Regions from separate parts of the Homo sapiens genome. Here region 2 is linked to region 1. The links are chromatin loops, found by intact Hi-C in ENCODE. Cell type or tissue: heart left ventricle. All regions are shown on one strand.

The links. A loop is a pair of places that touch in the nucleus more often than their neighbours do. Peaks named below come from ENCODE experiments on the same cell type or tissue, not always from the same donor. Only the 100,000 strongest peaks of a DNase experiment are listed, where the experiment ranks them.
Region 2: a loop joins it to region 1, with 3 times the contacts of the local background. A loop is called at or near these places in 3 of 110 quality-filtered maps.

The regions. Positions count from the first base shown.
Region 1 is chr2:235,726,377-235,731,376 of GRCh38, forward strand. The region is part of intron 3 of AGAP1 (ArfGAP with GTPase domain, ankyrin repeat and PH domain 1); the gene reads left to right. Among named protein-coding and RNA genes, the nearest start is that of TNRC17, 210 kb to the left of the region's middle. In heart left ventricle, no CTCF peak of the experiment used is centred here; a DNase peak (open chromatin) is centred at 2,605.
Region 2 is chr2:235,602,979-235,607,978 of GRCh38, forward strand. All of the region lies in intron 1 of AGAP1 (ArfGAP with GTPase domain, ankyrin repeat and PH domain 1), which reads left to right. Among named protein-coding and RNA genes, the nearest start is that of TNRC17, 88 kb to the left of the region's middle. In heart left ventricle, no CTCF peak of the experiment used is centred here; a DNase peak (open chromatin) is centred at 2,883; H3K27ac peaks cover 672 bases.

The DNA.
Region 1 (5,000 bases):
AACAAAACCGTTCTTTAAGAGGAAAATGGAGACTAGAGCCTAGAAAGTTTCACGTATGTAATTACAAATCATTTTTCCTAGAGAAATTTTACCCCAAAAGTGTTCTGAGGCTGTGGGTGCATTTACCTGTTTATTGCGGATTAACAGAGCCATTGAATCTATCCCAATGGAACCACCATCACACACTTTCACCTGTGTTCACTGCTCCTCCCGTCTGCCCATGTCTTTGGCCTTGATCACGCCATCTCTCTGGAAGCCCAGCTCCAGGTCCAGGAAACCAGATTATAGCAGACCACTGTGCCCCTGGCCAGGGAACCGCCTGCTCTGGTCTGGAAGCCCCGGGGCCATGCTCGCTGTGTTAGTCAATGCTCTTTTGGTTGCATGAGATAGTTGACCAACTTAGGTTAGCTAAAATAGAAAGGCAGGGAGGGGGTGGGCCAGTGGTGAATTATTAACTTCTTAACTTGCATCTCTGGAGCTGCCAAGGGGATGGATTTAGTTTTAGAAAGACCCTAATCTCCTGATGCACTGAAGTTCTTGAGGAGCCCTCTCCCCCATTTCTTGCCTGTGTTGGGTGGGCATCATGCCCAGCAAGGTCTCCCCACTTGGTAGCAAGCCCTTCATGGTGGTTTCGGTCCTTAGTGCTCAGATGTGGTGAGGAGGGAAAGGTGAGGATTTTTGTCAATAGCTACAGCAAAAGACTCTAAGTCAGTTCCATGTGGCCTCATTTGAGTCAGGTGCTTTTCCCTAAAACAATCAGTATCACAGGTTGGAGGGGATGTTTTGATTGTTCTGTCCCTTCGGGTGGGGAGATGAGGTCAGCCTAATTGAGCTGAGTGGCTTGAGCAGGAGTATGATAGACTAGGGCTGGGCAGAAGGTGGACTCCAGAAAAGGCCGGGAGGCAAGTCCCAACCCTGTGTCTTCAGGGTTTGTCCGTTTTAAACATTTTAGCCAGGGTGGGGCTGGGGGGAGGGGGTGTTGTGCAATGCAGTTCTCTTTCCTAATTCACAGATCACGTTACACCCAGCTTGCACGGTTTGAACTTGGGTGCTAAAGGAGAAGCACCTGGGGTATGTTTGAATTCACCCCAAAGCTACCTCTGGTAAGTGTCTCCTTGTGACTTTTACAGTCTCACTTGGGCTGTGGACCTCTGACATTTTCAGGCAAGTTTTTGCTTCTTAATCTCCAATGCTGAAAGCTTAGTCTTTGGAATGTTATACATTGTTTGGATCTTAAAAATGTCAGCTCACAAAATAATGTTTTTACATCCTTCCTCCAACATCATCAACCGCATTAGCTCACCACCACTCCTCCTCTCCGCTTCTCCCCCAACCTGTTTTATCGGTGTCAGGAAAGGGGAGCGATCAGTCTCTCAGGAGGTACCCATATTGATCATAATATAGCCTTTCTTAGGCGTAGCAGTCCAGCAATCAGGGTTCAATGGTTTCCTCTGGAAGGTAGCATACTGAAAAAGACGAAGTGCAGAGAAAAGACAGGGTGGGGGTGCAGCATGTCTAGTTTGGGGGCCTGGCTGTGGGTCAGAATGGAGAGATTGACACTTCAGAGAAGGCCGGGAATGAAATTGAATGTGCAGAGCACACGTTCCACTCAGCACCGATTAGAGCTGGGATTGCCTCTCGCAACTCCCCAAAGAAAATGCTGCGTCCTTGTAAGACCGTGTCTGCCCAGTGGGGGCCTGGACACTAAGTGCCACTTCTCTGCCCATGGCAAATTCCAAGGGCCAGGACGATGGAGACAAGGGAAGTAGAAGTTGAAAGAAACTCCCAACGGCAAATTAGGTCGAGTGCCAGAAAGAATTACATCAGGAGAATCTGAGATGTAGTGAAAGTGCCCCCAAGCTCCCCGCTCCATTTCATGTGCTACTGGCTGGCTGTGAGATCTGAAAAGGACTGGGCCCAGACTCTGTGTGTGTGTGTGTGTGTGTGTGTGCGTGCTCTTAAATCAATGTAAATTAGGCTATATACAGCTGCCAATAATCTGCAAAAGATGACAGTTTCATATGATTCCAATGGCTTAAACTAACAAATTCATGAATGATTGACCCAGACCAGAAATGGAAACCTGATTCAACTCACAGTGTAGTCCTTTATCCATGCTTGTTGGCTTCTGGAACGCACAGTGTTCAGGAGGATTCTGAGGCAGGGTCTGTGTGCAGGAGGAGTGCTAGTGTGAGAGCTGCTGGTGCCTGCCCTGGGTCCGAAAGCTGGTGGTGGTCTGTTCTTGTTGTATGAGGGCAGCCCATGTCGCCAGCATTTATTTTCTGAGCCCCATTTCTTAATGTTGTATATTTTTTTAAAAATTAACACCACCATAAGCAAGAAGGAAAAAATCAACACTTGCTCTTTGAAGGCCAAATACATTGAAATGAAAGCGTGCCTAGTGGAGCAAGAGCGGGGCGGGGAGGAGGGGAAGCCAGCCTGCAGCATTGCCCTCTAGACACTAAGAAGAAGGGAGTAGGTTTAGGTTGGATGAAGAAGGGAGGTTTGGAGCCTGGACGAGAGCAGGGGTTGTGGAGGAATGGTCAAAACCCAGGCGTGATGTGACCACACCATCTGGCAGGGGACCAGGCCAGCTGCTGTGTGGGTCTTCCATGTCCCAGGGACGGAGAGAGGAGAAGTGGGGTTGGCCAGGCAGAGGCATGATAAGAGTCAGAGTGGCTGGGCTCCAGGGCTCCAGCCAGGCTATTAGCAGGAGCACTGGCTTTGGAGGGGGACCTAAGAGGACAGATAGGGGAATCCCCAGGCCACCTCTGGACCTTGACATTGACTAATGGGATGAGCTGCTGGAACCCATCACCATGAAGCCCCCTGCACTAACTAGGGCGTGTGCCCCTTGAGGAGCCGCATCCGCTTATTGGGCCTAAGAAAAACTGATTCCCAGGTGTGTTTGGGCCGTCTAGAACCATGTGACCTGGCAGCCACTTCAACTTGGGCAGCATCTCGGCTGGGAGCCCCAGGGAGCCTGGCAGTACCTCAGTGGCAGATGCAGCTCGTTCCAAGATGTTCCAGAGGCAGGAGGTTCCTGGAAGAACCACTGGGCCTTGCAGGGTCAGCTCAGCCTGAGAGCCAGTGACCCCCTCCCCCAGGAGGATGCTGTAGGGGCAGTCTCACGGCGGTCTCACCTCTGCCACCTGTGGATGAGAGGCTGGACCGGGTCTTGGTGCTTTCCAGCTCAGGGCGTTGGTCCACTTGGTTATTCTTGGGGACCAAAATCCAAGCTAGGATGGGGACAGAGGCCTGGAGACAACCTGCTGGCCTCCTTCCATTAAAGCCATTACAGTGTCACCACAGGATTGTAAGAATTACAAATGCGTTTTCCAGAGTCCCCAGAGAAAAAGGAGTCTGGCAGTTAGAAGAGTAAAGTGCATCTGTCAACAAAAGAAATACCAAAGATGAGACTACAGCAGCGACTTGTCACCTCTTCCGTGTTGCTACTGCCTGAGAACAGAGGTTTTTAGTTTCTTTAAAGGGTTGTAAACATAAAAACAAAGAAGGATACAACATGCAAGGCCTAAAATGTTTACTTTCTGGCCTTTTACACAGGCAGTTCGCCAGCCCCCTACCCTACAGTATGGAAAAAAGGCATAGAACAGTCAAATCACGTAGGATTTCTTAGTTTCTCCATGCAGGCTCATCGAATAGCAACCATCCTTTCTTAGTTTCTTGAAACAAGTACCTTATTTACATTCAGAGAATTATATGTGGACAAACAGCTCATAAGCCCGTACTTTTACATACTCACTTCCTGAATTGCATATTGAAAAAGAGAGTTCATGTAAAGCCGATTATTATTTAATCTAAAGTTATGTTCACATAGGAAGCACTAGTGTAGAGAAATAGGGTCTGAGGGACAAGGAGCCTGTGTGCCCGTGTCGGCAGCCGAGTAACTGCCAAGGGTCCCCTGCTTGGCACTCTGCTGTCCCACTTGCTTCCTGCCCTCTCTGGATTCTAACACTTGTGCCATTGTGCATCCGTCTCAGGTCATGGTGCTGTTACTTGGTGAGAAAGCATTATTTAAATACCCCAGATGAGGAGTTAGGCACTTTCTCCAGTTTTGCAATGCTCTTTTGTTTACCTTTTAAAAAAAAAAAAAAAAAAAAACGAGACAAGGTCTCACTCTGTCACCTGGGCTGGAGTGCAGTGGTGCCATCATAGCCCACTATACCTTGAACTCCTGGGTTCAAGCGATCTTCTTGACTTGGCCTCCCAAAGTGCTGGTATTACAGGTGTGAGCTACCATGCCATTTACCTTTTTTATGCTTAAAATAAATGTATAAAATATTAAAAATCATTTTCCTCCCAAGAACCAAACGTGTATTACTAAATATGTTTAGTTGACCATGCAGGCTATTTGAGAGACAGTGGGAGATGCTGAAATATTCAAGCACCACTGTTTTGGTGGGTATCGGAAGATTTTCAATCAATAGTTTACTTATTTGGTTATGTATTAGGTTGTATTGGGTGGGGCCAATCATTATGTGACTATTTTTTTCTTCAGAGTGGTGATTGAAAAGCAGCCCCCAACCGTTTTCTCCGAGAGGTGCATGCTGAGCCTGCCTGCAGCTTACCCCCAACCCCCAGCCCCTAGCCCGGCTCTCCTTGTCTTACATGAGTCAGTTTCCTTCTGCTGCTATTCTGGACAAAAACCTCTATCAGGACAGAGACCTTGTCTTGTTCACCCTATTCCTGGCATCAAGGCTGTGTCTGACATGTAATGGGGATGGCTGTTTGTTTGGTGGTGGTTGAGATGACCAAGATGTTCTTGACCTGTGTAGGGTGGTAGTGGAGAAACAGGCACAGGCCCTTGTGGTGTAGTTGCGAAAAAGGAGCTCACACTAATGGGAACCAGATTGTATCATTGGCTGAGTATACAGCAGATGCGTTCCCCTTTGTTATTTTATCACTTGCTTACCTGGAAGCTCTGGTCTGACTTTAGGAACATGCCACACACTTGGATAAACATGGACTCCTTTACTAGA
Region 2 (5,000 bases), 120 kb before region 1:
GGCGTGAGCCACCGTGCCTGGCCCATCGGACACACTTCTTACTGATATGGTTTGGCTGTGTCCCCACCCAAATCTCATCTTGAATTATAGCTCCCATAATTCCCACGTGTTGTGGGAGGGACCCAGTGGGGGATAATTGAATCATGAGGGTGGTTTCCCCCATACTGTTCTGATGGTAGTGAATAAGCCTCCTGAGAGCTGGTGGTTTCATAAGGGGAAACCCCTTTTGCTCGGCTCTCGTCTCTCTCTTGCCTGCCGCCATGTAAGATGTGCCTTTCACCTTCTGCCATGATTGTGAGGCCTCCCCAGCCACTTGGAACTGTGAGTCCATTAAACCTCTTTTTGTTTATAAATTACCCAGCCTAGGGTATGCCTTTATCAGCAGCATGAAAAACGAACTAAGGCACCTACTGTATTTGTTTTCTTGTCTGTGCACCACTGCGGAACTGTGAGCTCCCAGAGTGCACAGATATGTGCCAGACACCAAGATCAGAATGGGTGCTTCGCAGTGCTCAATACATTATTTATTGAATGACTTAATGTAGAATGACTAGTTACACAGTTCAGGTGCTAGGAGGCAGTATAAAAGTCAGAGAGCAAATGCTTTAAGAAACTGTAGTATACACCAGGAAATGCAATTCTTTAGTTAGATACCTTCTCCTTTCAGTAAAATTATGTTCAGTGCTGTAAATAGGCAACTTTCAGTGATTTGTTTTTCAAACAAGTGGCTTTTTATCTTTTCCTCTTGACAGTGAGTGTCTCTCCATGTGTGAAGTATTTTCTCCTCTCATATCTGTGAAGTCCTGCTTGTAAGTGTTTCGGTTATGCAACATTTCATGGGGAATTTGAGCACTGGAATTCTTGGTCGCTAGTTAGGTGGGTCTTACCGCATTTGTCAGAAAGGAATGCGTCCATCAGGTTGGTTGACGGGTTGGTTGACGGTCTGCAAGTTGCAGTCTTGGCACAGGCACCCATCAAAATGACACACGGTGACTCTGGTTTCTTCCAGCATCCCCGAGATGAAGATGAAAAACTGTTGCATAGCAGGTGGATCTTGCTAGAAGCTCTCCAGCCATGTGATTAGTTTATTTGCTCATTTTTTTTTTCCTTTTAATATAAATATATCAGAATTCAGGCTGGTTTCAGAACCTGGCATCAGGAATGGAATTTAAAAAAAAAATTGGTTCAGATGTATCATTCCTCCAATTGGCATATATAAAAAGAATAGTGTGGCTCTTGCCTGGTAATACTGGCACTTTGGGAAGCCAAGGTGGGAAGATTGCTTTACTCCAGGGATTTGAGACCAGGCTGGGCAGCATAGTGAGACCCCGCCTATACAACAGATTTTTTTTAATTAGCTGAACATGGTGGTGTGCACCTGTAGTGCCAGCTACTCGGGAAGCTGAGGCAGGAAGATCCTTTGAGCCCGGGAGGTTGAGGCTGTAGAAAACCACGATTGTGCCAGTGCACTTCAGCCTGGGCAACAGAGCGAGACCCTGTATCAAAATAAAAAAAAAAAAAGTGCTTGTTACTGTCCTCTTTATGCCAGTTCCTTTAGGTTGCACATTCGTGTTTCTTTTTTATTTTTATTATCTTTTTTTTTTTTTTTTTTTTTTTTTTTTGAGATGGAGTCTCGCTCTGTTGCCCAGGCTGGAGTGCAGTGGCACGATCTTGGCTCACTGCAAGCTCCACCTCCCAGGTTCACGCCATTCTCCTGCCTCAGCCTCCTGAGTAGCTGGGACTACAGGCGCCCGCTACCACGCCTGGCTAATTTTTTGTATTTTTAGTAGAGATGGGGTTTCACCATGTTAGCCAGGATGGTCTCGATCTCCTGACCTCGTGATCTGCCCGCCTCTTCCTCCCAAAGTGCTGGGATTACAGGCGTGAGCCATCGCGCCCAGCCTATTACCATTTTTTTTTGAGACGGAGTCTCTCTCTGTCCCCCGGGCTGGAGGGCAGTGGCGCGATCCTGGCTCACTGCAACTTCTGTCTCCCAGGTTTAAGCGATTCTCGTGCCTCAGCCTCCCAAGTAGCTGGCCACAGGCGTGCATCACCATGCCTGGCTAATTTTTGTATTTTTAGTAGAGATGGGTTTCACCATGTTGGCCAGGCTGGTCTCAAACTCCTGACCTCAAGCGATCCGCCTGCCTCTGCCTCCGAAAGTGCTGGGACTACAGGCATGAGCCACTGTGCCCAGCCTCATGTTTCTTTTGACAGATAACATTTAATAGTAATAAATAAGTGGTAATAAGTAATAAATAATAATTGAGTGCTTTTCACATTCCAGGTGCTGAGCTGTTTTGCATTTCACGCCCCTCATCTTCATTTATATTGTTGTTCTTAATTATCCCCATTTTACCGATGAGGAAAGGGAGATTGTAACCACCCCGAGGCTGCACAGCTAATACCCAGAGAGCAGAATTTCGCCACATGCGAAGATTCTAGCTAATCCTAAAATCTGTTTTTCACCAGACGACGCCGGCCCTTCCGGCTTGTCGTGCAGCACGGCATTATCTGGTACCCACCATTTGTATCCCGGCATCATTTATCTTCTCCCTACCTTGTTGCCAAGGCACGTGTGGGTCCCTAACGGCTGGAAACACCAATTATTCAAGACACCCTAAGGGAGACCAGAAGGAAAGCGATATTTAAGAAATGCAGGCACAGAAAAATTTAAGCATTTTAGACTCATTCTCCATCAGAAACAGGGAGGTCTTTGAAGAGGCTGCTTTTGTAAAAATTGCCAGCTGTACCCGGTCAGCACATTTTTGTTGTCTAACATTTGTTCTCAACCAGCAATTAGTCAATGACTCTAGAATTTCAGCGCAGATCCGATGAGTATAGAGGACGCGGTGTACGCCCTGTGTTGCCATGGCAACGCAGGCATGCACATCCTCCTCCCTTGGCTGCAGTGTGGTGGTGAACAGCACTCCGGTTGCTTAAGTGCTGTCTGCAGACACAAAGATGTGTTTGCCTGGTGAAATTACAGAGCTTTTCTTTCTACTTTTTAAGAATTTTCTACACTTTCTCCAATAAGTATGTGTTTTATAAGGAAAACAACAAAACAAGCAAACATGTTTATAGGTCTGCAGAGAAGAAGAGTTCTTGTAAACAGTGTTGAATATTCATGGTTCCCAAGATCGGCCATTTCCCCGGCCTTTCACCGGTGAGAAGTAAGGCATCTGCTCTGGCCAGTGGCTTGCGTTCCATTGGTCACCCTTGGCATTGCTTCACATATGTTTGCGGCTGCCCTTTTTTAACCCCTTGGTGAATGTGATGTAGGAGGCAGAAGAAAGGCCTTCTGTTCTCCACAACAGCAGACCGCTGAGAGCCGATCATGTATCTGTTTTTAAGGAAAGCAAAACCTGTTTGCCAGAGATGAACATCCTTCACCCTGGAGCCAGCATCTGGTAGATTTGGGGGTTTGGGGATGGCAGGAATGAGTTACTCGATTCAGAGACCAAGAACTACTTCTGTGAAAGCATCATCTGGGTTTATGTTTGGAATGTCTAGTATCACATCCATAATGAACCTTTTTTTAAAAAAGTGGGCATCAGAATGAATCTTGCATGTCACCAAATCGAAAGCCAATCCTGAGTCATAGAAGCATTGACTGGTGCCAGAACTTCAAAGAAAGAAGGAACACTGCTTACCTTAAATTTTAATTGTTTACAGTTGTTTGCAAACCTTTTGGCTTGGTGGCTCACGCCTTTAATCCCAGCACTTTGGGAGGCTGAGACGGGCAGATCACCTGAGGGTCAGGGGATCGAGACCAGTGTGGCCAACATGGTGAAACCCCGTCTCTACTAAAATACAAAAAATTAGCCTGGCATGGTGGCGCACGCCTGCAGTCCCAGCTACTGAGGAGGCTGAGGCAGGGGGATCGCTTGAGGCGGAGGCTGCAGTGAGCTGAGATCACGCCACTGCACTCCAGCCTGATGACAGAGCAAAGCAAGACTGCCTCTTGAAAAAAAAAAAAAAAAAAAAAAAGCACTGCTTACCTTAAATTATAATTGTTTACGAACCTGTTTCACACATATTATCTCATCTGGCCCATGAGACTGGCAGGTGAGAAAAATGGGTATTAAATTATTGTTTACATCCCACTGACAAAAATAAACAGGGTCAGCTGGGTAAGGGACGTTTCCCGGATTCGTTAAGGGGCAGAAGTGGGACCACGGTGAGTTCGTTTGTTTCCAAATCCAGAGCCCCCCCTTCCCTGCCCAGACCCAGGGCTGCCCCTAGACCATGCAGGGGAATGCTAGGTGGGAAATAGGACATTTTGTTGAAGCCCGATGCATGATTTAGCCCACCAGTACTTGGGTTCTAATATTCCATTGTGTGCTAAAAACAATGTACTTGGATCAAACTTTACCTTATATTCATGCAATCTCACAGTTATGTGGAAATCTAGCTATTATACAGAATTATTAGTCTACCTTTAGGGCTCCCCACAGCAACAAGCAAACTCACAGAGCCCAGGGCAGGAGGAGCTGTTCTGACTTCAGGCGGCCTTGCCAGGAGCCCGTTGGCCTGGGTGGAGCCCGTTGGCCTGGGTGTCCACTGTCAGAGGATGGAGATTGATCTGGGGTTACCTTTTTCAGCCTTTGCTTTGTTTGTCACCTGAAGGGGCTGGATCCTGAGCCCTGTAAGGCCCCCTTCGGCTGGTGCACACAAGAGGACAGCTTTGAGCCTCCACCAAGGTCTCTGGATTCCACTTTAAGTGCGGGCTTGGGTGTGGGAAGCTGCAGGCCAGCCTCGAGGGCAGCCTCCTGGAGGTGGAAGGGCAGCGGGGCGCGAGACTGCTGCGCTGGTGGGATGCTTGGATTCCCAGGCCCCAAGTCACTATCGGGGAACGTTCTTTGAGGTTTAATAGTATTTTAGGATTTTTTAAAGGATAGATAATATCTAGATGTTGTGTTCTACCAAAACAAATATTGTTCTTTTGGAAATATGTTAGACCAAAAAAATGCATCTAGATCTTCGAGTTTTGACTTGGA